2 separate regions of the Homo sapiens genome follow, and region 1 is linked to region 2. A link is an interaction called in ENCODE POLR2A ChIA-PET data of the cell type or tissue named here. Cell type or tissue: PC-3. All regions are shown on one strand. Each heading gives the region's core, and the rest is flanking DNA. Links, peaks and the distances in the headings are about the cores only. Region 1 holds the start of NIPAL4 (NIPA like domain containing 4). Region 2 overlaps CYFIP2 (cytoplasmic FMR1 interacting protein 2).

What was found. ChIA-PET counts read pairs that join two places held together with the same protein. Peaks named below come from ENCODE experiments on the same cell type or tissue, not always from the same donor. Only the 100,000 strongest peaks of a DNase experiment are listed, where the experiment ranks them.
Region 1: POLR2A ChIA-PET joins it to region 2 with 13 read pairs; 4 of 35 experiments call an interaction of 5 or more read pairs at or near these places.

What each region holds. Positions count from the first base shown.
Region 1 is chr5:157,447,116-157,460,734 of GRCh38, reverse strand. It overlaps NIPAL4 (NIPA like domain containing 4), which reads right to left and starts at 522. Exons shown (of 6, transcript NM_001099287.2): 1 at 378-522. The coding sequence starts at 414. NIPAL4-DT (NIPAL4 divergent transcript) reads left to right here and starts at 635. Exons shown (of 3, transcript NR_136205.1): 1 at 635-727. RefSeq lists a silencer at 469-628. In PC-3, for the core only: no CTCF peak of the experiment used is centred there; no DNase peak of the experiment used is centred there; H3K4me3 peaks cover 1,161 bases.
Region 2 is chr5:157,362,122-157,377,069 of GRCh38, reverse strand. The region is part of intron 26 of CYFIP2 (cytoplasmic FMR1 interacting protein 2); the gene reads right to left. It overlaps NIPAL4-DT (NIPAL4 divergent transcript), which reads left to right. Exons shown (of 3, transcript NR_136205.1): 2 at 12,465-12,544; 3 at 13,866-14,455. Among named protein-coding and RNA genes, the nearest start is that of FNDC9, 24 kb to the right of the region's middle. RefSeq lists a silencer at 14,664-14,874. In PC-3, for the core only: CTCF peaks have their summits at 7,370, 9,952 and 10,163; DNase peaks (open chromatin) are centred at 10,129 and 13,899; H3K27ac peaks cover 1,004 bases.

The sequences.
Region 1 (13,619 bases), core at 1-8,000, 90 kb before region 2:
GAGAGAAAGCCCAAACTGCGCAGGTACTAAAACCTGAAGCAACTACACATTAAAAACACAGAATCCTCCCCCCGCCCCCACCACCTCTCAGGGTGTCTGCTGTCGTCAAAATGCCTGCCCCCCACTAACCCCCCATCTCAACCCAGGGGACATACTTTCCTTCCCTGACTCCTCTCAGCCATCCCAGCTGCGAAGATGAAAGTGAAGTCTCAGCCAGAACCCAGATCTTCAAAGCTGGGTGGGAGCCACCTCGTGCTGGCCCTGCCCCTCCCCAGCTTTGGCCCCCCTGGGAGGAGAGGATGCGAGGGAGAGCGGTGGCAAGGAGGGGAGGGCGCGAAGCGCGGAGCCCGCCTGGTCCCCAGCCCTGCCGTACGCACCGTTCTCGCAGCTGGTGTTGCTGACCCGCAGCTCCATGGGGCCCGGGGCACACGAACCGACGCGCGGGCGGACGGCGCCCGGGCTCCCCAGCTCCGGAGCAGGTGGCCGCGACTTGTCCCCCGCGTGGCTCGCGCGCGAGAAGCCGCCGGGGTCCGGACCCAGGGGTGGGGAGAGTGACGCGTCCCAGAGTGGGAGAGTCCCCGGGGAGGAGTCACCCGGCATCTTGGGCAATTCCGGGGGCAGGGGGCCCAGGGCTGGGGCCGCCCGCAGAGGGGCGCATGCCTTCCTGGGGTGAGGACGCTGCCAGGCTCCCAGCTCTGGAGTCACCGCCCCGTGCTAGGGGCAAGAGGTGAGGAGGCGGGTTCCCCGGCACCGCTCCTCCGATGCCTGCACCGGCACCCAGCTCCATCCCCAGGGAAAGAGTACAGGGGACCTAGATGGCTGGAGAAGGGGCAACTTTCCTGCCGAGGTGGAAGTGGCAACATAGGGGTTGGAAGTGGGTACTGCTGCCAATTGGGAACCTGGGTTCCTTCTTTTCCTTCCTTCTCGCCCTCCTACCCTCCCCCTCTCCTTCCTCCCCTCCACCTTTCCTCCCTTCCTTCCATTTCACCCTCCTGCCCTTCCTCCCTGCCTTCTGCCCTGCGACCTCCTTTCCTTGCCTTACCCGTTCATTGATTCAACCCAGGTCTGATCTGTGCTGGTAGGTAACAGGTACATAGTGAGTTAATGCTCAATATATATTTATGTCTAATGAATAGATAATAGGAGCTTGGTAAATTAAATGAAAGAAGGAAATGAAGTGATTGGAGACCAAAATGAGTCAGACTATTCCCTGTCCCCCAAGTACCTTATATTTTAATGGGGGAAACAAAATGTGATCATCTCTTAGAGACCAATGTTTTTGAAATTACCACTTTAAAATTATTTATACACACACACACATACACACGTTGTGATGGAAAGCATATTTGTTACTATGGGTAACAGTAAAAAGCAAGTTAGAAAACCACTGACCTGGAGCATAAAAATAGGTATGTAGAGTTTGCTATAGGCCAGGCAGAGTTCTAAGTGCTGAAAAATTCCAGTTCATTTAATCTTCATGACCGCCTTATAATGTACAGACTTTTATTATTTACCAAAAGGAAACTGAGGCACAAAGTGCTCAAGTAACTTGCTGGGGATCTCAGCTGAGAAGCAGAAAAGCCAGGATCAAACTCGTGCTGTCAGTGGTCACATTAAGCCGCCTGGCATTTTACACTGAAATAAACTGCTCCTGGGCAGTGAGGGTGTGGGGCTACTGAGAAAGCAGTGATTGGTTCTGCCAGTGGTGCTCACCGGCTTCCTGGAGGAGGCAGCTTTTAAGAATTGTTATGTATGGAGTCGTCAGCATGGGCCAGACACTGTGCTAACCCCTTTCCAGGCACTGTCTCATCGAAGCCTCCTAGGAGACAGATATCCTTACTCTTTCCATGCTACAGATAAGAGGAAACTGTTATTTTTAAAAATTTTATCATGAGATAATTTTAGACTTATAGAAGAGTTACGAAAATAGTATAGAGAGTTCCCATATACCTGTCACCAGCTTCCCTTAATGTTAACATCTTGTATAGGAATAGAAAAAACTGTCCTTTAAATACTCTGAGACACTTGCTCCCAAGGTTGCACAGCTAGTGAACGAGGGTGCCAGGTGTAAACCGAGCTGCTCTGACCCCAAGCCTGTCCTCCTACCTACGACCCTCCACTGTCTACTTGCGGACCTCTAGCTGGGCCTCTAAGGATGGGTTCTCCCAGCATGGGGCTTCCTCTAATTTGCTGGATGACTTTAAACAAGTTGCTTACTCTACATAAGGATCAATTTCTTTGTCAAATGCAACAGCCCCTTCTCCAAGGGGTCGGGATCGGGTTGGGGAAGGGAGAGGTTAAAAGAGAAAGGGAAATGTGAGACACAGCAAATGTAACAAGCCACGTTTGCTCATTTTACTTGCTGCATAATTTCACAAGCCCTTGATTCTGTAATGATGTGCACCTCTCTGGAAAAATGCTTTGAAAACAAAGCAGGATACAGCACAAGGCCCCCACAACTTTTGCCTGAGACACTATATTTCTTAAAAGATAAATGACCCTAGACCTTGCCTATTCCTACACATAGGATAATGTTTGACAAGGTTAGTGACTATGCCTCTATCATCTATAACCAGATATACTCTTGCACCCAGACTTTCATGTGATTCTGCTTTACTGTAACTTCTGAGCAAGTTTGATGTAATGTTTGAGCACATACTGCACTTCTGCTACGTGTATATCAGCTATGAGCTAAAACACTGTTTCAGAGCAGTGGGACAGGACCTCTCTGAAAGACTCCTCCCAGACTTTGTCTTCAGTCTCTAGTCCTCAGTAAGACTTCTGCTTTTTTTTTTTTTTTTTTTTTTGAGACAGAGTCTCACTCTGTTGCCCAGGCTGGAGTGCAGTGGCTCGACCTCGGCTCACTGCAAGCTCCGCCTCCCATGTTCAAGCGATTCTCCCACCTCAGCTTCCGGAGTAGCTGGGATTACAGGCGCCCACCACCACGCCCAGCTAATTTTTGTATTTTTAGTAGAGACAGTGTTTCACCATGTTAGCCAGGCTGATCTCAAACTCCTGACTTCAGGTGTTCCACCTGCCCCGGCCTCCCAAAATGCTGGGATTACAGAACCTCAGTAAGACTTCTGAATAAAACTAACTTTAATTCCTTAAAAGCTTGATTTTCTTTTAGTTGACAGAAGTCATAGCCATTGCCAACAGAATATATCCAAGTCTGCAGGTGAGTGTGCCCAGGCCCGCCTCTAACTTTGGAGGTGTGTGGTACCACCGTTCAGGTAGAGGGGAACACCTCCAAGACTATATGAATTTGAACACAGAGCAGCAAGACACTAGATGATTGGCCCTATTCGGAAGTGAGACTTCATGATGAAAAAATATATGCATCCATGCTACCTGCAAGGGAGAATTTGACAAGAGAATTCAACTTATCTTTCTCTTCTCTAAGCATTTCTGCTGTTCAGCTCCTCCTTGTGCTATAAAACGGAGTCAGCACTGAACCTGGAGTGGTACAGTCCTCAAACCCTCACTGCATTCAAACTTGACTGCTTTTATTCCAAGAACATAGGGTGAGAGATTCGGAGTATTTCCCTCTGGTCTGACCTTTTTTCTTCCTCGCTTTATTGAAGTATGACTGACAAATGAAAGTTATATATATTTAAAATGTACAACATAATGATTTGATATAGGTGTACATCGTGAATGATAACGACGATTAAGCTAATTAATACATCTATCACCTCACTTAGTTATATTGTGCGTGTGTGTGCATACATGCGTGTATGTTGAGAACACTTTAAATAGTGGCTTCTCTTAGTGGCCTTTTTGAATCACAAGAGAGGATGTTTCAGATTGTAGTTGCCAGAGCTAAGCCCAGATCCTGAGAGACAGATGCACATATATGTTCTTTAATGCATTTATTTTTGTATGTGTTTGTGATTTGTGGAACCTCTAAATTTTAGGGTCAGGGAAGGGGCCTCCTTGTCAGGGGTTAAGGGCAATATTGAGTTTATCCTATGCTTCAAGACCGGCCTTTTCAGAGTCAGGAGAATCTCATGTTTTAGGGCAGTGGCATGAGGGGAAGGAGGCTAGGATCCACTGCAGGGACTTTCACAACCTCACTGGGCCTCAGGCTCCCCATCTGTTCTAAAAGGGGGCTGGGCCTCAACAGGGCTGGCATCAGAGCATCTTGCCAGTGTAGACATAAAGGGCCCCATTGAACTGCAGTCTTCTCGGCTGCTTCCTGACAAAGCCCTTTTCTCCTCTAGCCACAATGGCCCTGTCAGGCAGGTAGCAGGGCCTGCAGCTTTGTCTCCCCAGAAAAGAACAACAGGGTTCACTGTCTGTTCCAGGCTCAGTCTCCCTGAGGAGGGTGGGTGGCTTACGAAGGGTCTAACAAGCCAGGGACAGATGGGTTCTGCCCTTAGCCAGCCAGCGACTGGTGACCCAGCCGCAGCTCTTTCGGTCAGTTATTCTGGGATGAGTAGGAAAACAAATTCACCAAAACCCAAGTTTTTAAAAACTTGACTTTTCCAAGTGCATGTCCAGATGTTTTAGGTTACAGAGCTGTGCCGTCCAATATGGCAGCTACCAGCTGCATGTGGCTTTTGAGAACTTGATGAGCCGCTAATCTGAATCGTGATGTGCTATAAGTAGAAAACAGGCTCAGTTAGCATTTTGGACTAGATCGTTCTTTGTTGCTGGAGGCTGTCCTGTGCTCGTAGAATGTTTAGCAGCACCCCTGGCCTCTACCCTCTGGATGCCAGCGGCACACACACCCCTGCACCCCGACACCCACCCCAGTTTTGACAATCAAAAACACCCCCAGACAATTGCCAAAATCACTCTGGGTTGAGAACCACTCAGATTTCAAAAACTTAGTAAGGAAAAAAAAGGAAAATCTCATTAATGATTTTTAAATATTGATTACATGTTAAAATGATAATATTTTGGATGCATTGGGCTAAGTAAAAACATTATTAAATTATTTTTCCTATTCTTTTCACTCTTTATAAAGTGGCTACTAAACTGTTTAAAATTACATATGTAGCTCATGTTATGTTTCTTTTGGGCAGTGCTGTTAATGGAAGAAACTGAGTGCCAGAGAGGGAAAGTGACCAACAGAAGGTCACAGAGCAACAGAGAGGCAGTCCGGGCCCCAGTCAGGTTTTCAGACTGGCACCTGTAGGATAAATGCACCTGGTAGCAATAACTTAAGCATACGCTTACAATGAGCCTGTACAGAAGACACACCTGAATGTCTGTTCTAAGCTCGGGAATCTGGGAGTAGCCAACCTGGAGACTCGTTTCTTGTCTATGAGGAACATCTGAGCCCCTTGCCTATCCCATGGAATATGGGCTGTACAGAAGATCCAAGCCCTGAGGTTTGAGTTGGATGAAGGTTGCCAGGTGGAGGTCGTTAAGGGGAGGGTGTTAAGTGAAGATGGAATATAAACTGCATGTGGTTTGCAAGTGGTTGTGGTTTTCCTGCCCAGCCCTTCGCCACTGGGTTATCTTGTCCAGCCCACCGCGGCCGGACTGTAGGTAAAGAGGACATCGTGTCTAGCCTGTCACCAGTGGACCTTTTCTGTAGGTAAAGATGATGTGGTGTCCTTACCTGTCCTAGCCTGTTGTCAGTGGGCGGGTTTTCCTGTCCAGCTCACCACCACTGGACTTTCTTCCCTGTATGTAAGCTGCCAATCAAACCCCACCTCTCATTTGCTGGCTCTGGGTCTCTTCTTCAGCCCCTTGAACCTGGTGCCTTCCCTATTGAGGTGAATAGGAGTTCGGCACAATAGCACTCCAGAACAACTCTGCTGCTCCATACAGCTTCACAATGGAAAGGAAATCCAGAAATCAGTGCATTGCGTCTTTCCAGTGTGCTATGGTCAAAGAGCACTACAGCAGGAATAGAGAGGAGAGACATTACGTCTGCGGCTCACATTATGTTTAATCTTCATTTAATCTTTGCAACAACCCTAGTAAGAGACTTTGTTGTTAAGCCTGTTTTCCAGATGAGGAAACTGAAGTCCTGTGAGGACTCTTAGCCTGCAAGTTGAGAAACTAAGAATCAAACCCAAATACTTCTTTTAATACTACACATACTGTCGTGCAGTCCTAGGTCTAGTGAGACCTGGATAGGTCTCACCTCTTCTCCTTACATCCAACCTGGATAAGAGGACCGCGCAAGATATAGTCTGAAGTCCTTCCCAGCCCTGCTGAGCTGGTCTTCTGGGTAGGGTGGGGAAAGACAGATGGTTGTCACCTCCTTCAGGCTGACAGGGAGTCATGGAATCTGGATGGTCAGCATGCAGAGGCTGGCCCACCCCTTTTCAGGTGTGTCCCTGGGATGGCTGCTGTCCTCATAAATAGCTTTGCTGACGTCAGAAATAAGGCTTGGAATGGACAAGTGTATTTTTGCTCTGGTTCTAAGAAGAGCACCATGCCTAACGATGGGATCCACTGGCATCGATAATGATTACTAACCCACCACTCTACCGAGTTCTGTGTGCTAAGCACTTAGCAGATATTACCTCATGTGCTCTTACAATTCCTTACTCTGGTACCACTTTAAATCCCATCCTACAGATGAAGAAACTGAGGCTCAGAGACGTGAAGTGACTTTCATAAGGTCACACACAGTGACAGAGAATTTCAAACTGGGATTGTGCATTCCCACAGCAGTTCCTTTAACTAAGGCACTGGTTTGATGAGGCCACTGGTTTGAAGATTAGTCCCCTTCCTGACCCTCCTCTGTATGGGAAGACTGGGGCCAGCCAGACACAACATGGGGCAACTATATAACCTTCTCGTCGGCCCTTAGCCAGAGTCAGAGTTGAAGAGGCTCACCTAATCCAACCCCCTTTGTTTGAAGTTGTGGGGAAACTGAGATACAGAGAGGGGCAAGGTTATGTCCAACACCACTCAGCTAATTTGTGGCAGAATCAGTACTTGACTCAAAGTCACTGGAATCCCAACCCAGCACTTTTATCTCTCTCTTTGCTTTCTTTCTTTTTTCTTTTTTTGGAGACAGGGTCTCACTCTATCACCCAGGCTAGAGTGCAGTGGCGTGATCTCAGCTCACTGCAACCTCCAACACCCAGGCTCAAGCAATTCTCTCACCTCAGCCTCCAGAGTAGCTGGGATTACAGGTGTGTGCCACCATGCCCAGCTAATTTTTATACTTTTAGTAGAGACAGGGTTTCACTATGTTGGCCAGGCTGGTCTCAAATTCCTGACCTCAAGTGATCCACCTGCCTCGGCCTCCCAAAGTGCTAGGATTACAGGCATGAGCCACCGCACCTGGCCTGTTTCTTTGCTTTCTTTCTAAGAAAGGACAGACTTTAGGACAAGTCATGAGTTAATAGTTTTTGGCCACTTTTAAAAGATAAGCCAATGCACTAAGGTTTTCACGGGTATTATCCCATTTAATCCTCAAAACAAGCCTAAGAATTAGGGACTGCTATTATTCCCATTTTAGAGATAAGAAAACTGAGGCTCAGGGAGGTTGAGAAACTTGTCTTCTATTAAATAGTGGAGCCATAACAAAACCCAGCAGACTAATTCTAGAGCCAGTTTCTTCTCAGGCTGATCCAACTGCATCTATGGGATTCTCCCATCAGAACATCTGCCTGCAGGTGGAAGACTGTCAAATTACTGTAGAAGGCAGGGCTCACGTCAACGCATGTATGTGGAAGTGCAGCATTGCTTGGCCTTGATGTGGGTGTGCACAGAGCCTAATGCACTTAAAGTATGTATAAGAACTTCAGATCTTGTCGAAAACCAGCTATAGTTAAAACAATAATATTGATATGAACTATTACTTGTTGCCCAACTTCCATGTTGCAGGTTCTTTATGTGTATTGCCTCTGAGCCTTACAGCAACCCCATGTTAGGATACCTTCATGGTAACTTCATAAAGTTACCCAAATTTTACAGCCGATGGCAGTGAGACTTTGTGAGGTGAAGTGACTTGCTCAGGTTCACACAGAGAATAAGTAGCTAAGCTGGGATTCAAGCAGGTTCCCAAAGCACCTGCCACTCTGTCTTCCTTGTTTCCTGACGTTTGCTTCTCACTGGCAACCGTAAGGGCAGAAATCTCCCGGTGGAGGATTGAGGAGGACTGTAGTTAACGATCGTCCCCTGGGCCTGTGTGGACCTACAGCATTTGGTATACGGGAACAGGGAGGGTGGGAACACAGTGAGCTTTGAATGTGGCCAGAGGGAAGACTGATTCTAAAGTTAACTTGAACATGAACAACAAACTTAGGCTCTGTTTTCCCTTTCAGTTAAAAACAAACAAACAAACAAACAAACAAACAAACAACCATCTCAGACTCTGCTGTTTGACAGGCTGGTATAAAAACAGACAGGAGATATCAGTTCCGGTCCCTGTTCTGTCACTAACACACTGGGACCTGTGGCAGTTCCTTTCCATTTGGGCCTATCTTCCCAATATACCCAATGGAAATGAAGAACTAGATCAGTGGTGCTTAAAACTTTTTTTTTTTTTTTTTTTTTTTTGGTGATATGGGGGTAGACAGCAAGCCTTTTTTTCAAATAGAAAGTTACATGGAAGGGCAACATATGAACTTATTTCAAGAGCAACTGCTTTCATTGATTCAGGCCCAGAGCCTAGAACCTTGCCCCCTCGGCCTCCATGTTGTCTCTTTGCTGCCCCTCCCCTGTGACAGCCGCGGAGGCATCCCCCACCTATGCTAGGACTTGGAAGATCCCAGGTTGACAGCAGGGGCCATGTGGCTTCTTATGCATACAGCATGTGCACTGGCCATGGCATTTATGGAATGCTCCCTGTATAGAGAGGCTCATAAAGGGTTGCCTATAGGTTCAGGACTTTCTCAGTTCTCCAGACCCATTTGTCAGGGCCTTAGGCCATGGGCATGCTGTTGCCAAGTGGGTCTGAATGCTTATGCATGGGTGGTAGGGTCTGAGTTCCAAGGGGAAATTCCCACTCACTCCTGAGTGGCATGTGATGTGAGGCATGGAGAGGAAGAGAGGTTTTATTTGCAAGTTCAGATAAAATTGGCTTAGCCTCCTTCAGGGATCCTGGAGAGAAAGAGCAGGTTTGGGGTTGTGTAGGGGTCTCAATTTAGCCACACACAATAGCTGTGTGGCGTTAGGTAAGTTACTTACCCTTTCTGGGTCTCTGCTCTATGATCTGTAAAACACGAATAATGATGAGGATAATGATATAATAAAGTGACTTCTTTTGTTGTTGTTGTTGTTGTTGTTGAGATGGAGTTTTGCTGTTGTTGCCCAGGCTGGAGTGAAATGGCATGATCTTGGCTCACCACGACCTCCGCCTCCTGGGTTCAAGCGATTCTCCTGCCTCAGCCTCCCGAGAAGCTGGGAGTACAGGCTTGTGCCACCACGCCCGGCTAATTTTGTGTTTTTAGTAGAGATGGGGTTTCTCCATGTTGGTCAGGCTGGTCTCGAACTCCCAACCTCAGGTGATCCACCCGCCTTGGCCTCCCAAAGTGCTGGGATTACAGGCGTGAGCCACAGCGCCCGGCAATGCAGTGACTTCTTACTGTATGCTTACTATGTGCAGATTCTATGTAAGTGCCTCTCATGCATTATATCAGCAAAGCCACATGATAACCATATTAGGTAGATGTTGTGTTATCCATTTTGCCAAGGAGAAAACTGAAGCATAGAACAGTTAAGCAACTTGCCCAAGTTCACACAGCTATAGCTATCAAGTAACATAGCTAAGATGCAAACTCATGTTTATCAGACTCCAAAGCCTACATTTTCATCTGCAACATTATCCTACCTTCTTCAAATAAAACCTCCTTCAAAGGGCTGTTTTGAGAATCATGAAAAAAAATCTAAGTCTTAGTCACAGAGCTGGCATATAGTAAATGCTCAGCAAATGAGTTCCCTTTCCTCATCTCCATATTAACCAAAAGTCTCCTGCAGGCTTGAAGGAGTTGATGATTGTTTATAAGTTCCTTTTTTTCTAGCAGGTGAAAATAGGGAGAAAGAAGAGAATTCTCTCCGATTTCAGGAAATATGACTTTTTTCCTGCAAACAACTCTTTTTATTTTAATATTTAGACTGGGTCTTGCTATATTGCCCAGGCTGGAGTACAGTGGGGCAATCATAGCTCACTACAGCCTCTAACTCCTGGGCTCAAGTGACCCTTCTGCCTCAGCCTCCCGAGTAGCTGGGACTATAGGCGAGTGCCCCTACACCTGGCTATTTTTTATTTAAATTAATTCTTTGAAGAGACAGGGTCTTGCTATGTTGCCCAGGCTAGTGTTGAACTCCTGGGCACAAGTGATCCTCCTGTCTCAGCCTCCCAAAGTGCTGAGATTACAGGGATTAACCACTGTGCCTAGCCCAAATAAACTTCTAAAATGAGTGTTTACCAATCTGTGTTCCATGGAATACTATTCCACATCGTTCTGTGTTCAATAAAGTTTGAGAAATGCTATATCCTCAGCTCCTCTCTTGAAGAGGCCCATTGTACATTAGCATATTAAAGGCACTGATAAATCCTGCTGCAAAGAGTTCCACCTAATTTAGCTTAACCCTGCCCCCCGCCATAATACATATTAGCATGTTTTTCTAAAGAACACACATAGAAGAGAAGCTGATTCTTGTCCATTTATGCACATAAGGCAATTAAGGGCCAGAAAGCTTTGAGTTTAGAGCTTAGGTCGCACAGCTATCCAGTAGTAAATACTTTTGTAAATGAAGACTTATTCTCAAATCCATTGCTGAGATGCAGGGTAGAGTGGCAAGTAAAAGAAGGAAACTCAAGTCAAATAACGTGAGTTTATATCCTGCCTCCACCATTCTTGAGCCTTGTGACCTTGAGCAGTTTGCTTAACCATCCTGGGCCTCAATCTCCTCATCAGTTACATGAGGTAATATGATACATACCTCATGATGCTAATTTGGGGAACCAGTGAGTTAATACATGAAAAGTATTTAGAACAGCACCACACATGAAGTTAGTTATCAGTATGCCTGTTGGAATTTTGCATAAAAGGAAGTCCACCTGAGTATACATGGTACCGGAGGCCTGCTGTTTGAGAGCGCCTGCTGCCTGCCGGGGCTCACAGGGCCTTGCTGGAGGGAGGCCAGGCCTTGGCTTGCAGCTCTGGAGAGGGCTGTTTTCCAGCCAAAGCTCCCAGGAGGTGACAGCTCCTGTCCTCCCTCCCCTACCAGTTCCAGGGCCAGGCCTCTTGGGTGTGGCCAGATCAGACAATATCCACATTTCTGTTTCTTCTCCCTGTCTCCGACGCCCAGAGGAATCCTTGTTGGAACTGACAATTTGAGGCTAGATCAGTCTGGAAGAAGGAGCTGAAATAAGCAGTATAGCATCGTACAAGGAGCACCAGCTTTTGAGCCAGATAGTACTGGCACCAAACCCAGGCTATGACACTTCCCAGTTGCATAATTTTGGCCAAGTCACTTAATTCCTTTGAGTCTCAGTTTCTTCATTTGTAACACGTGCATAATAATGGTACCTACTTTCTAAGTGTGCTGTGAAGTATGAATAACAGCTAATGTTTAATAAATGCTTACTACATGCCATGCACTGTTCTAGCAGCCAGGGATAGCTAATGTCATAATAGACAAGTTACCTGCTCTCATGGAGCTCATTTCTATTAATAGAAGGGGCAGATATGACACAAGTAAAGAAATAAAAAAAAGATCAGAGTGTAATAATGGATATAGAGAAAATAAAATAGGGTAAGGGTCAGAGAATGAATAAAATGGTCTGGGAAAGCCTCACTGAGGCGGTGATATTTAAACTGAGATCTGACTGATAAGGAGTGAACTGTATGCAGCAATCTGGGGGAATAGACTTCCAGACAGAGGGGACAGCTAGGCCAAAGGCCCTGAGGTGGGAGTGAGCGTGGTTTGCTTGAGGGACAGAAAGAAGGTCCTTATGATGCAGAAGGGGAGAATAGTATAAGATAAAATTATCCAACCCTACTATACACTTAAATGAATGAAAACCTATGTCCACACAAAAACTTGTACATGAATGTTGGTTCATAGCAGCATTATTCATAAAAGCCAAAAAATGGGAACATCCCAAATATCTATTAACTGATGAATGAAGAAACAAAATGTGGCACATCCGTGCCATGGCAGCCACAGAAAGCAATGAAGTATTGAGACGCACATGGGAGACAACATGTATGAACCTTGAAAACACTATGCTAAGTGGAAGACACCAGACACAGAAGGCCACATATATGATTTCATTTCTATGAAATCTCCAGAAGAGGAAAATCAACAAAGGCAAAAAGTAAATGAATGGCCCCAGGGGATGAGGGGAGTGGAGAATGGAGAGTGACTGCTGGGGGGGACCCTTGGTTTTGGAATGATAAAAGTGTTCTGGGCCAGATGCGGTGGCTCACACCTGTAATCCCAGCACTTTGGGAGGCCGAGGCGGGCAGATCACGAGGTAGGAGTTCAAGACCAGCCTGGCCAACACAGTGAAATCCCGTCTCTACTAAAAATACAAAAAATTAGCCAGGCGTGGTGGCGGGTGCCTGTAATCCCAGCTACTCAGGAGGCCGAGGCAGGAGAATTGCTTGAACCCAGGAGGCGGATGTTGCAGTGAGCTGAGATTGCGCCACTGCACTCCAGCCTGGGTGACAGAGTGAGACTCTGTCTCAAAAAAAAAAAAAAAAAAAGTTCTGGAATTAGTGGAAATCGTTGCACAACTTTGTGAAGATACTAAAAACCACTGAATTGTACACTTTAAAAGGATAAACTTCATGGTAAGTGGATTATATCTCAATCTTAAAAAAAAATCAGAGGGTGAGGCAGGGGCCAGCTTAGAAGTTAAACTGGAGATTGGGGGTGGCACTACTGTTATGCCATATTATGGAGGGGGATCCTAATACAGAAGATAAGCAACTTGCCGGAGTCGACACAGCTACGAATTGGCTGAGCCTGGCTTCAGAGCCCATTCTTTTATGTAAAACATTTATGTGGCACAGGGACTGGTATCCATCCAAATAAACTCAATATATGCGGTTAGGGTTTCACTTTCCCGATTCCCTTCCCTTGAGGCTTCCAATCTCATGTCTAGCCTCCACTTACTGAGATGCACCCTTCCCACCTGCCTCGTTCCAAGCAGAGAGGCTAAGGAAGGACCTGGCGTTCTTCTGTCCTTCCCTCTGGGGCAAGTCTACAACAGCAACAGCCACAGCTTCCTTGGCTGCTCATTAACTCTCTGCCAACACGGTCACACTGGAAATTCTGGTTTGCGGGCCTGGCCTGGATAAGGGACCCCAGAGGAATCCAGAGCGTGGGTTAAGCTTTCTTCAGGCTTGTCAAGTGAGGCAGAGGGTTAATTTGCCCCTCTGCTACCAAGGACCTCCGCCCAGCCAGTGCCAGGCGGAACCGCCTGATGGGCAAAGGCCCCTGGGCTGGGAAGAGCTCCGCCCACCAGGGCGGGGACACAGCCGCCCACCTCAGGATTGGTTGCACACAAAGGCGCTGGGCCAATAAAAAGCCGCGCCTTTTTACACAGTTGCACTAAAGCTTAAGTGGTGATAATTATCTGCATTTTGCTCCCCAAAGAAAAATGTAGCTGTTTATTCTGTAGCCAGCCCATTAAATACGTTGGTGCTTACCTATCTCAAGGTCTGCATTTCCAGAAAGCCTGT
Region 2 (14,948 bases), core at 6,370-14,369:
AGGAAGTGAGCAGAGGCCAGAGACCTGATGACTGGACCTGAGGGCGGGAGTAAAAGGACCCCTGCCCAGGGCACCTGTATGACGTTGGTACCGTTTATGGAGTCAGAGAACAGCAAGGCTGCAGGCAGGAGGAAGCCAAGGTCAGATTCAGGCAAGGTAAATTTCTGATGTGTGTGGACACGGAAGAGAAGATGTCTAAAAGGCAACTAGATGTGAGGCCTAGGCCCTGCAGAGTCTGCAGAGTAGATCTGAGCTTGGAAGTCAGCATGGGATGGAGGCTGACCCCAGGGGAAAGGAACTGTGCAAGTGCAAGGTTTGCATAAGTGGGTGCTTCTCAGGGTGACCAAGACCCTTCCGGAGACTTCAGTTCCTCTGACTATATGAGACCCAAGAGAAAAACAGCACAAAGTGCTCCTTGAGTTCAAGGGAATACATAAATTCTGAACATTTCCATGTCTACTAGCATACAACCTAAACAGGGATAAAAAGACACCTTTCAAGTCAGAAATAGGGAAGATGCCACTTCTCTGCATTTGCTGCTACCTCTTTATTCCTTTCTTTAGGTCACCAAATATCTATTGAGTGCTTGCTCTGTGATCTGGCAGACAACTCAAAGGCACAGAGATGAAGATGAAACACACCATGGAGCCAGGGAAGGGCCTGGATGCTGTGGGAAACACTACAACAGGTAGAGCTCTGTAAAAATGAGATTTCAATGAAGTTTACCATCTAGTGGAGAAGAGATCCAAGGACACCCGTGACTGAGAAATAAAACAGAATCAATTGGGTGCAATAGGAGAAGTTGCTGACAAAGGGCTTTGGAGACTGAGAAGAGAGAGAAACACCACCAAGTTCCTTGCAGAGAAAGGCATTTGATAAAATGTGTGTTGAATAAAAGGACCAGCGGTTTGTGGAGGATGAGGAAATGATGGCTGTGAGATGGGCCTGAGAGGAGGGGCAGGGTTTTGAACTGGGAGGAAAGGTGCCATCCCATTCAGGAGGAGGATGAAATCAGGGATAAAATGAGGTGGCTGATATGAAAGGAGTGGGGCATCCTTGGCTTGGGCTTGTGAGGAGTGTGGGCCACAGTGCTATGGGCAGTCAGGAGCCAGGCTTTCAGTTCTAACGGGGCTTAGAGAAAAGGCCGATTCAAGTCTCTTTGCTGATGGCAAGAGGAGGAAAGGGGGCTCTTGGTAACCGAGGACCTGCTTCTTAAGCGCTGGAGACTTCGCATTCATTACCTCACTTAACACTAAGAACTCTGTGAGGTAGCTCCTCAGTCCCAGCACTTTTCAGGCGTGGAAACTAAGGCTTAGAGAAGGAGTGTACCATCTTTTGGCTTCCCTGGGCCATACTGGAAGAAAAATTGTCGTGGGCCACAGATAAAAATAAAATACACTAACAACAGCTGATGAGCTAAAAAAAAAAAAAATCGCAAAAAAAAATCAACGTTTTAAGAAAATTTATGAATTTGGGTCGGGCTGCATTCAAAGCCGTCCTGGGCCATGGGTTGGATAAGCTAGGCTTAGAGAATATAACAGAGTCTCATAGCTATCCAGTATAGAGGCAAGACTTGAACCCAAGATTTCTGAATCCAAAGATACATGGTTTCCAGTGGAGACCATGGAAATCAACCTGAAATCAGGCTGAGAGAGCCTCATGCAACTCACCCTGCCCTTCCCCTTGGCCTCATTCTGTGTAAGAGTCTCCAGACTTAATGACACCAGTTCTTTGATAGGCATGGTGTCTTCCTTTGGACACAGGCAGAGTATAATAGAGCAATACTTCTTATTAAATGAAGAAATGGGTGATAAACCAGAGCTATGGCCTCTCAGGATTGCCTTGCTGCCAAAGGCCTGGTCTCATCTCTGAGTGGCCATTGGGCCTACCAGGCAATCATCTTCTTTAATATCAACCTCACTGTGTTCTACTTCATAAGTCTTATAGCACTAGATAGGACAAAGGCATGAGGATTCCTGGGTGCCTTTAACAAGTCTCAAGTTGGGAATGCTGATTTTAAAACTCCAAGTGGCCACTTAGAATCTTCTGGGTAGTAAATGTCCCCAGCATGAGTTTCCCTTACTCGTCATTAGGCAGCAGACTCTGCCCCCTAGAATGAGTCTCCTTCAGAACCATAATGGTGCTGGGATGGAGAGGCTGGTCTTGCAACGCAGTTGATGCATCAGCAAAGACCCCAGGAACTAACTATGTTTATTACAAGTGACTGGAATGTGCAATCAGCAAATTTACAGACAGGAAATAAAGATGAATTAAGTTCGCAATTTAATTGGAATAGAGACCCACAGTCCTCCTTTCCCCATGCTGCCTTGAAAAAGGAACAGCTGACTGGTGAGCCCTATCCAGTTAGTGTCCTGGGCTTTGCTACATTGCCTTGCCGTACAGGACTGTGCATCTGACCAGGTGGAAGTGGGCATTTCAGGAGGAAAGCTGCTGCCCAGATACCAAAGCAAGACAAATGCCAGCACCTGCAATGCTGGAACAACGGGCAGTTTCCAGGGGTCTCAGATCATTGCTGCTTTTGCTGGGAGACAATGATACCATCTTGTCAGGGTTTGTGCTTATTTTGGGGGTATGGGGGGAGTTTATTACCCAAGGCTGCTGGGTATAGTTTATGTAGCAAGTGTAGTACCCAAGGGCATCACATCCTAGGGAATGCCAAGCACACTGCAGAATCAGAGATTGTTTATAATCACTTTCTAGCAGACGTTATTCTTTAAAAATTAATATATTTAAAAAGAGGTGAAATGTCCTGAGGAAGGATACCATTTTATGATTTCCTGAAGGCAACATGTGTGCTAGTGATGGCCCTGGGGTCACCTCATACATCAACCACTATTGAGAGGCAGCAGTGGCTTTTGGAGAGGATTCTGACACCAATTCAGGTGCAGCAGGATCGATCGACAGCCATGGTGAACTAGAAAAGGGCAGTGGCATTCAAACTACAAATCTGCTGTTCTTGATTTCCAATGACCATCATCATTAATAATCTAGTTACTGTACATGTGGTATTTGACTTGAAATTTGTCATTTTCTTCTGGGAATGCACCAAATACTTAATTCAACCCCTAGGCAAAGACTGTCCTCTGGAAAATTACTAGCTTAGATATGTTTTAATGATTGCCACTCTAGCCTCTTTTCTTTTTATTGGCTAGCTTTATGTTCGCTTTCAAAAAATTAGAAAATGCAGATAAATTTTTTAAAGGAGGAAAAAATGTATAACTCCACCACCCAGGAGTCATCACTGCTATAGCCTTTTCCAGAGTTTGAACTGCCCAGTTCTTCTCTGCACATACCATTTCAGCATATATTTTAAAATAAGAACAGATTATACCTACTCTTCTGTAATCTATTTTTATCATTTAGTATATACTATCAGCATCTTCCCATGTGCAGTACAAAGCTTCTATCTGGATTTTTTTGGGCCTATATTTAGTTATCCTACATCCTTTTTAAAATGATCATCCTACTCCTCAAAATTATTTGATAAATGAATATTCACTCAAGTACCAGCTCTCAGAGCATGCTCTTTCTCCCAACACATCTCGGCAACCCCATTTTAGTGGGGCCTTCTAAAGATCAGATAACATTCCAAACCCATGGAGCGAGTCTCTAATAGAATTTCAGACACTGTGATAGAAAGTGGCAGTGCTCTTTCTGGGGGGCTGAAGGGGTGTTCTTGGTGCCCTTGAATTACAAGGCCAAGGTCGTAAATGTCAACAAGCCTTAAGGTAGAAGCCAAGGACAGTGGGATTCAGTCTTGCCCTGATGCAGACCTGCAGTGAACCTCAGTTTCTTTCTCTGTAACTTGACCCCCAAAGTATGCCATGTGGTTGGGTTGTGCAGCCAGGCAGAGAGTGGTAATAATAGATAAGTTGGTGGAATAGGCATGGCTGAAATCTTCTGAGCCTTGTGGGTCAAAGTTGGGAGTTTGAATTTTAAGTATAACAAGAATCCACCTGTTAGTTTTAAGCTGGAGAGTATAAAATTTATAATGTATGAAGACCCCTTTGCTGTTAATGTTAAGGCATGACCCTCTCTCGGCTCAAGCGTGGAAAGGCAGTGACCCTCAGTGGAGCTGGGTTTGAGACATTTCTCTTAAACAGAGCATAGGGAGAAGGCATTCTTTGTGTGTGTATTTGTGTGTGTGTGTGTTTCTCTGTTAGTATTCCTGAAGCAGAAGGTAAGCCTTCCCACCACGGCCAATGGGAGGAGGGTGGCTGCCAGAGGTGTTCTCTAAGGGTCTCTCACTGGCCTCTAATTTGGACCGGCCAGCTTCCCTGGCTTCATTTGTCTTTCTTGGATCTTAAACTGGTATTTCCTCATGGTAAATCAAATAGGTGGTCAGCCTGTAAGTCACAGCCAAGTTCGATGCTAGCAAATGCGTCTATAAATTTTTTTAATGAGGCCAGATGTAGCTCCGGGATATATGTTACCAAGAATAGATCTTACCAACTAGCAGGGTAGCTGGAAAAGACAAAAACCCTCATGACTTTCCTCCTCCTCATATGTCACAACCTTGTCTGGTTTAACCCCTTTCCTTCTTAACTTTTTGATCCCCTGTTGAAGTTTTATGTCCCCCGCTTCAACTTCATATTAGGAAAAATTCTAAACACATAAAATATTTGAAGGAATAATGAATATCCTTATAACCTTGATGTACAGTCAAAATGAACATTTTGTCATATTTGCTTTAACTTTACTGAGTCATTTGAGAGTAAATGGAAGACATTGAGTCACTTCAGCCTTAAATACCTAAGCATGCAACTCCTAAAAACAAGGACATCCTCCTGTGCAACCTCAGAATTGTGATTCCCCTATATTTAAAATTTTCTTAATATGATACACGATGTAGTCTAGACTAAAATTTCCTCAATTGTTCTTAAAATGTTTCTTTTATAGCTTTTTTGTGGAACCAGGATCTAACCATGATGAGTTTTCCAAAGTGTGAATAATATGCAATTGTTATACAAAAACAACGAACTTCAACGATCCCTCCTTGGAGAACTCCCAGGAGCTTGTGCTTCTGCAGAAGTTTCTCTCTGGGAGGAGTTAATGAGTAAAAGTTATGATTCAGTAGTTTTGCATGTACCAAGTGTCACGCTAATGTTTATTATTCCCACTATATGATAACTACAAGAGAAATAATCATTAGGTGATTAAGAACCACAGTCTGTCTACTGTAAAATTGCTGTGTTGACAGTAAAAGCAAAAAAGGTTTTTAGGGTCAGGATGCAAAAATATTTTACTGTAAGGAACTCACATCAGAATTTAAGGGATTCATGTTTTATTTTTGCATTACTTTCTGTCTTAATTTAATTTTCTTTTCATATTATAGTTAATTTAAAACTGATGGACCACTAGTTTTAAAACTGAGGGATTCCATCAAATATCAAAAACCTTAAGTGTTCCCAACTCACTTAGTCTATGAGGCTAACTGGAGACTTGATTTCTCTTGGCTACAGGCTACCATAAAGATTCCGCGTACATATTTTAAAAAGATTCAATATGATCCTAAGAATGCCAGATTTATGCAGAATGGCATTAGACTCTACCTTTAGGGTTCTGTTCACAGCTGAGTGAAAAACTACCATTTTTAGCTGATTTCCTAAAGAGCATCATCAAACCAGTATTTTCTTAACCTTTAACTCTGATTTTTGAGGCAACAAAAAGACAAATAACACTAATGCATTATGTTTTTGTATGGAGAAAGGAGCTGGAAATGGGAGGTCCAGGCACCCCACAGGGATCGCTGCTTGGATTTTCTGGCAGGAGGGGGACGGGGAGCTGGGCCCTAACCAGAGAGCTTAGTGTTCTAAACATTCCCTTATATGGAGGCACATAATGTGTTTCCCGCATACTGATGTTAAGCCCCGAGGATACAGAGCCTGTGAAGCAGGCAAGAAATTAGGCTTCCCACTTGCACCATGACCCTCTCCCCTTGCACAGAATGTACAAGCCACAGCTTCCAGCCCTCATTTGGGACTCCAGGTGCAGTGGAAAGCCCAACCGAGAGACGCTGTCTCTGCTCCTGTTCCACTGGTCCCTCACTTCCAGCAGCTCTTCATAGCCCTTGCTAAATCTATCAGTAATTTAATCTTACCTGATTCTGTGTGTGATCTTTTCCTGTCAATCTATGCCTTGCTTGAATAGTGCTGTATATTACTATGTTTCACTTCCAACCCCTTCCTCCGTCCCCTGAATTGTCAAGGGGATAATAGAATTATTATTCTGGATCAGAATCATGTCTGGTCAACTGGAAAAGATCTATAGCCAGGAAACTGTGGCCTAGAAAGTGGGCTTTCTCTTCCCTCAAGTATATGCCAATGTCTTCCAAGGTTAGCATTTCCTAAAGTGGAAATTGGGCATACAAGGAAATGTGATTTAATCATAGTGAGCCACACAGTGAGCAAGTTCTTTCCTTTTTCAGTTTCCTATCAATCTTTCTGACAACCTTAATGAGAAAGTCTCCATTTGAAACCAGCACATGTTAGCACCTAATATTTACTAATCTTGTTTTTATCAAAGAGGGAGTAGGGCTTGTGTTCAGAGATCTGGGCAGGCAGCAGCTGGAATTATATGACTTTGCTGTATTTTGATTGATTGAATGTATTATTCTGGTTGCTTTCTAATGATGGCAAGGGATGATTTTTTTAAATGGAAGTGATAGTTTCCTTTTAAAATTAAGTTTCAGTAAAAAGATTATGTAAATAACAGAATCAGTGATCTGCAGATGTGGCAAGAACTGTGACAACTAAGCATCAATGTCAAGACTCTGGCAGCTCTAGTCCAAGAAAATGCTTCTAGATCAGAGATCCTCCACTCTGACTGCACATCAGAGTCAAGTGTGGAGCTTTTAAAACATCTGGGTCTGGCCAGGTGTGGTAGCTCATGCCTGTAATCCCAGCACTTTGGGAGGCTGAGGCGCATGGATCACGAGGTCAGGAGTTCAAGACCAGCCTGGCCAACAGGGTGAAACCTGGTCTCTACTAAAAATACAAAAATTATCCAGGCATGGTGGCAGGTGCCTGTTATCCCAGCTACTCGGGAGGCTGAGGCAGAGAACTGCTTGAACCCAGGAAGTGGAGGTTGCAGTGAGCCGAGATCACGCCACTGCACTCCAGCCTGGGTTACAGAGCAAGACTCTGTCTTTAAAAAAAAAAAAAAAAAAACTAGGTCCATTCTCAAGGATTTTGTTTTCCTTGTGACAGGCCTCAGAGATCAGAATTTTTAAGCAGATTTCCAAGTGATTTAAATGAGCAGCCATAGTTGAGACCATTGCACTAACCTGCACTGCCTCCCTGGTGCTTGGCGATGTCCATTGTAGAATAATACTCAGTAGCGCAGACTGTAATATGACCCTGCCCACTGGGGGTGTCCTCACAGAAAAGTCATTGATACAGAACTACATAACCAAGGCTCTGGTTTCTTGGCAGTTACTGGTAAGGCTCACAAAATAAGCAAAAATTGAGCTGGCTTTGGATGAAGGTGATGGATTGCCTCTGTCTCAAATGGTGGTATCTTGAGGATTTTAGAGGATAAACATTACACCAGGAGGAAGCTGAAATGTCCCTCCCCTGATTTATGGTTAATGAGCCTTGTGTTAGGTGTTGAGGATACGCTAATGACCTTTACCTGGGAAATCTTTCCTATTACTTCTGTCTCCTGTTTCTATGGATCAGTTCTTGTTTTATGCCATTTTTCACTCTATTTTGTATCTAAGCTGAGGGTCTCTGACTACAAATTTTCATCAGTAAAATTCTGAACAAAACTTTAACTGATAAATGTTTATCAGTCAAATCTATATTGTTGCTATTGTTAAATGGTGTGTTAATAGTTAAAAGCTTTGGGAATGGCCGGGCGCGGTGGCTCATGCCTATAATCCTAGCACTTTGGGAGGCCAAGGCAGGTGGATCACTTGAGGTCAGAAGTTAGAACCAGCCTGGCCGATATGGTGAAACCCTATCTCTACTAAAAATACAAAAACTAGCCAAGCATAGCGGCACATGCTTGTGATCCCAGCTACTTGGGAGGCTGAGGGATGAGAATCGCTTGAACCCAGGAGGTGGAGGCTGCAGTGAGCCAAGATTGTGCCACTGCACTCCAGTTTGGGCAAGAGAGTGAGACTCTGTCTCAAAAAAAAAAAAAACAAAAAAACAAAAAACCTCTGGGATCATCTTGCCCACCACTGGAGGGCTTGGAGGGTAACCCTCTGTGCTGACAACCGGCAGGTGGGTGGTGAACAGTGCCATCATGGATGGGATATGCCCTGGAGTCTCTCACTCTGGCTCATGGGGCTCTTGGTCTTGTCTGTGGAACCAGTGACTCTTAACTGTCAGACCATTTTTTCCCAAGTCCTGATATGTTCACACTAGCAGGTTGTTTTTCAGATAAGGCCATTTCTGAAAAGATGTAAATAAAGTCACACAAAGGAAGGGTATTATTGGGAGTCAAAGTGCCTCCATTCCACAAAGCATGGATCGTTTTCAACCAAAAACATAATCTGTGTCTGGGCTAAGAGAAACACTCATACAGAAAGGCCAGAGGCATTACTTGTGGGTGCCTGGGCAAAGGGACAGGACACGCTTCTTGGGCAGCTGGAGGAGTTTTTTTTCCCTCAGAGTGATGGGCAAAATCATCCTGGATCAAGCACAGGTGGGTGTATGGAGTGACGGTCTGAGAGGGGTGGCTGAGATGGGGCTTTTACTTTTTGACTTTCCATGCATTTGAATTGTGTACATTTGCTATGTATGAGTCTTTCCTTTTAAGGAAAAAAGTAATAAATATTTAGTGCAATAAATCTAAACAATAATTTAAAGTCTAAAAAGTGAGAGACACTTCTCCCGTGCCCCTGTCACCCATCACATCCCATAGAGGCAGTCACTCTTCTCACTTTGGTGAGTACTGCTTTTATAACTACTAATTTTATATGAGAAAATCTGCTAGAACATAAAAACATCTGGAAGAATATCCTTTAGAATGTGAACAGAGGTCGGCTGGGCATGGTGGCTCATGCCTGTAATCCCAGCACTTCGGGAGGCCGAGGTGGGCAGATCACTTGAGGTCAGGAGTTCAAGACCAGCCTGACCAACATGGTGAAACCTCATCTCTTCTACTAAAAATACAAAAATTAGCTGGGTGTGGTGGTGCATGCCTGTAATCCCAGCTACTTAGGAGGCTGAGGCAGGAGAATTGCTTGAACCTGGGAGGCGGAGGTTACAGTGAGCCGAGATCATGCCACTGCACTCCAGCCTGGGCAACAGAGTGAGACTCTGTCTTAAAAAAAAAAAAAAAAAAAAAGTGAACAGAGGTCATCTTAGTGTGACAAAGTGGTTTTTGTTTTCTTTCTGCTTCTCTGAGTTTTCAATCAATGAATTTATTTCAATTATGTAATAAAACAATTAGAGGAAAGACATTAAAAGGTAGAAGTAGGAGACAGAAGGTCAGATGTGGAGATGGAACTGTTGAAAAGAACAAAAACAATCGGCAAAGCTCAGCTGGGCATCTGTCTGTACTGTAATACGCTAACCTTAAGGATCTTTGGACTCCAAGGCACATCTGGTTTTCATCCAGACTCCTGCACTAGCTGTAATGCTGGGAAAATCAGCTCCCTCTTGGGCCTCAGTTTTCCTATCTACAAAATTTGAGGTTGCACTAGATGAGCAGTTTCCAACAGGGGGAGGTTTTACCCTCCTAAGGAATATCAGACAATATCTAGAGACATTATTGGTTGCCACAATGAAGGGTACTACTGGAATATAGTCCAGAAATGCTGTTCAACATCCTATAAAGTCCAGGGCAACCCCCTAAAAGATTATCTGGCTCCAAATGTCAGTGGTGCTGAGGTTGAGAAACCAACCCTGGATGGTCTCTGGGGGCCTTTCCAGATCTGACTGGCATTCGGATCTGTGAGTTTGGGTCTAGACTCTCCTCACCTCTGGTGAGGGCAGTAATGCTCTCAAATGACTGACCGGAGTGTTTCTGTGGTCCACTCTAATAAGGAGAGAAGAAGTAACAGAGATGAAGGCAAAGAACACTCCAGGCAAGAGGCCTTGCAGTAAAAGGCAGACTAAAGGGCTCTGTCCTTCCCGGGGGACTCAGGCCTGCCTTCCCTCACACGTACAAATAGGTCCCTCTCCTGGTGTATGCTGGCATAACAAACAATGGCCGAAAGTCTAGAAAACCAAGCAAAATTTAAACAAAAACTTAGTGACTGCTATTTTCCCTAATGACCACTTTCTGATTTCCCAGGGAAGGAAATACTAGAGGAAACACTAGACATTAATAGAATTTCCTTTAAAAACCTGATACATATAAAAATACTTAACAAATGCTGATTTGTTTCAGATAAGATCCAACAAATATATTAAGAGGCTGCGATGACCAGACCATTTATGGATACAAGATAAATGACAGACATAGCACTACCACTACAGATTGCAGGAAGAAGGTCTTTTCAAGAAGTGGTGCCAGAACAATCTGGAAATAAAAGATTTATACTTCCCATTAAACACAAACATCAATTCTAGGTGAATAATATGGACTTAAAGGTCTGTTTAGCGTTGAAAGACTAACCTCTAAAACTTTCAGAGGATAGCCCATCTTCACGCGTTAGAGTAGGAAAGGTTTTCTAAACAAATCACAAAACCGTAAGGGAAAAAAATAACTACACTAAGCCTCAAGAACTTCTATTCACCAAAAGACAAGCCAGAGTAATAGATCTGCAATACATGTATCCATAGTATATAATGGCCACAAATCCATAAGAAAGATGACTTAAAAAGGCAAGAATGTTGACCAGCACTTCACAAAAGATGGTGTCCAAATGGCTAGTAGCATGTGGAAGGAGAATCAGCATCATTAGGGAAATCAAAATCATAATGAAACATGACAGCCCCCCCAGAATGGCTATGATTAAAGAGGGACAAATTGTTTATGAGGCTGCAAAGAAATGATAACTCTCATACACTGCTGAATGGGAGTATAAATTGGTACAATTTGAAAACTGCTTTGAAGCTAACCTAATAGGTATTTCCCTAATAAAAACAGGAGCATCTATACACCAAAACACATGTACAAGAATATTCATGACATCATTATTCATAATAGTACCAAACTATAAACAACCCAAATGTCCACCCACAGTAAAACGGATGATTCAGTTAGTCTGTTCATGCAATGAGAATACTAGAGTAACTGATTCGGTAATAAAAAATGGATCATCTACAACATGGATGAATCTCAAATGTAATGTTGAATGACAGAGGTCAGAAAGGAAAGGGAAAACATACTAGATAACTCTACATGAAGTTCAAGGACAAGCAACACTATCTCTGGAAATAGAACTCGGAACTACGATTCCTTGCGGAACACTGAAGAGGGCATGAAAGAACCATCTATGGTACTATAAATGTTCTGCGTCTAGACCTGGGCTACATGGACATGTGCCTTCATCAAGCTGTACACTTAAGATTTATGCATTTGACTGTAATACATTAATTGAAACCACCAGAACACCCTATAAAAACCAAAAACCAGAAAAATGATGCACAGGTACCTGGGTTTCTGTACTAATATTGCACCCTGAATTTTGAGAAATATTTATAAGCACCTACTAACTTCATGAGGAAAATACCTTTGTCCAAGTGATCAACTGTTAAATTTATATCCCTCTACCTATCAATGATATATTAATCTGTTTTTTAAAAAAAGGCAGAAAAAGACAAAAAATGGAAAAGTAAAATGGGCAAGAGATTTCTTACTTTTTCCTTCGCACTTTCTGGTATTTCCCAGTTTTTCTAAAACTAGCATATACTATTTTAAAATTATAGGTCAATAATAATACATGAATGTGCTTTCCTTGTAAGAAATTAAGACATTCCAGATAAGGCTAAAAAGTCCCTGTTGACCTCTAATCCTGGATTCCTCCCTCATACCTAGAGAAAATGTCTGTTAAATATTGGTATGCTTTTTTTTTTCTAGATCTTTTTCAATGCAGAGTTATTTGTGGTTTATATCTATGGCATCATGTGTGTCTTGTCCTAAAACTTTTTAAAGCTCAATATTGTATCTTTCACTATTTTTTATCTTGGTATGTGCAAAACTACTTTATCAGCTTATTCTTTTTACCTGCTTCAGAGTTTTCCATGAGAATGGACATTCCACAGTTTATACAGCCTTTCCTCTATGATGGCCATTAGGCATCTTTCCTTTTTTTTTTTGGCAATTAGTAGTCTTCTTTCATTGAGAAGAATTGGTATGTCATTTAAAAATTTAATTCTAGCTTCCTAAACTAAAAAAACTCCAGAAAGCTCATGCCTCATTCTAATCTCAGAAAGCACTGTCTAGGCTTGGAGATCTCCCCAGCTGTCTAAGTAGAAAGCAGAATGAGGACTTCAGTGAGCCTAATCCCTGCTCTGTGTTCCCCATCCTTCCCCGACCCCTAGCCCCCAAGGACTGGGATCAATATTGGAAACCTGTGCTTTAGTTCTTCCACCTCTGCTGCTGCTATGCTGTGTGACCTCAGGTGAGTTCCTCCTCTCTCTGGTTCTCAGTTTTCTCACTTATGAATAGAAGGGGTTGAAAGATTCATGCTGTAGCGGGTCTGTCTCAGGTCTCAGCTCTGAAGGTCATTGAGTGTCCTGTTGTCCTCAGTGATACATGTGAGTGACCACCCAGACGGTGCCTGAGGAAGTGGTCCTTTCCTTGCGGCCCCCATCAATAGTCTGCCTCTGGATTCTGAACAGGGGAAGCTGAATTGATGGTCTCTGAGTCACAGTTCCTCATGAAAAGAGGTGCTTAACAGGAGACACTCGGGGACTGAGGCTTCAGGGACCCACCCCCCCCCGCCACCCCGCCCCACCTCCACTGTTCTGGTGCCCCTGAGGCCTTCAGAAGTTGTTCCTATTTATCCCTACGACTTCTGAGGGCTACGTTGCTATAGCAACCTGGGTCTGCTGATCTGTGTAAAAAACTTATCAATTAGCTGTCTGGAGAGTCCATTTAAGGGGTAACAGAGAAGCAATTACTCCTTATAGAGGAAGCGCAAACAGTCCCCATTTCAGAGCCTCTCAGGGAGAGTCTGAGAATGGCAGGTCCAAGTCACTCATTTTAGGGACGGGGGCACTGAGGGATGAAATGAACTGGTTCATCCCAAGTCACAAAGACAATTAGAGGCAAGGCATCCTTTCTGGCTCTGATTCAGAAGCTCCATTATCTCTCTACCTTTGTTCCAGGCTTCTCCTTTCCCCTCCCGTCTATTCTCCAAGCACCTATTGCCTCCAAGATGGGCTCTAGACTGTAAGAGCCTTGTCCTTCACTCTCCCAGTAGCCCCCAGGCCTTTGAAAACAGCCAGGCAGACCCCCTCACCTGCTGCTCACATGGCATCCTGTGGTGGCCCACGAAGCCCCAGTGACCTGCTGCCTGGCTGCCTCCCTCCACGGCTCTAACCTCTGTCCCCTTGGCACCAGCTCACTATGAGGTCCTCCCTATTCCTTAAGACCAAGCTCCAGCCTCTTCAAAAACAGCACATCTCTCTCTGACACAGCCACTCTCCCTTTATCCTGTGTATTCCTTCACAGCTCCCCTCCCCATCTGCAACCACACTCTGATTGTTACGACTTTGCTCGTTCCCCTCTCTGGAATAAAAATGGTAAAACTCTGTCTCTTATTCATGACCATTTATCCACAACCTAGAACTGCTCCTGGCAATGAAGAGGCTCGCCACGCCTCTTGCTGAATGAGTGGATGGATGGCTGGATGCTAAAAGAGATTCCCACTAGGTTCTGAGAATGAGGCATCCCAGAGTAACATCCTGTTTCCTTCTCCGTTACCTCGACACCTGTAGGACTGGGCCGACTGGGAGCACCATGTGGAGAACAGAGACAAACTGGAGTGCCTTGGGGAGGAAGGAGGAGAGCACAGTCTCTGAGTCAGCCATGAGGCAGAGCAAATACAAGTGGTCATGCAGGAAGAAGAGTGCTGGTTCTGCGGGGTCCTAAGAGGGAGATGTACGGGGGGTGTGCTTTGTTCAATATGACAACACTACCAATGGTTTAGTTCTTACTGCATGAGCTTTACATGTGGTGTATCTTTCTGGCCTTGAAACTATCCTGCAGGGTAAAACAACTGTCCCCCATCATAAGAAATGAAGGTAACAGTGCATGTTCTCCCCTCAGCCTGGGACAGCTTCACCAGGCAAATTCCTGCTCATTCTCCAGGCCATCTCCCCAGAGAAGTCCTTCCTCAACCTCAAGAACACATCGAGTTCTCTGTCTTCTGTTCCCACAGGACCCTGCAGTCACCCCTCCTAGCTCTTGCTGTAACAGTAGACACATGATTTCGGTGTAAATATGGACAGGACAGGAGGCAGGGCTGGACACTGCTACATGCCCCAGAACAGTGCCTGTCCTATGATATCCAAGGAATAATTATCTAATGAGTGAGATGGAGCAGGGAACCCTCTTAGGGGCCCTGCAGCACCGCCCCCGCCAAGCATGGAAATAAAATCTTGAGTTTCTTCAAGGGAAATTCCAGGCACCTAGCTAGCCCTGAGAAGTAAATAAGCAAGCTGATAAGCAAGAAGGTAATAGTAACTAACTTAAAACAACAGCCAAGGAAGCTAGAATCATGGGATGTTTGATTCCCTACAGAAATTAAAGATAACATCTTCACATATGAACCAGAGTTCTTTTTCAGAAACCTGGACCCACACCAAACAGATGTGCTGGCATGCATGCAGACCTCAGATAAGAGGGAACTGCAGGCCGAACTCTGACCGCAGTTCCAGTTCTTTGTTCTAAACTTATTCTTAGGAGGCCTGGAAGAAGCCATACCCACAAGCTGGAGCTAACATTCTTTTCTGCTGACCCTAAATTTTAAAACAAAGCTTCTCTTCCTTACCCAATTGCAAAGCAGAAACTCTCTGAAA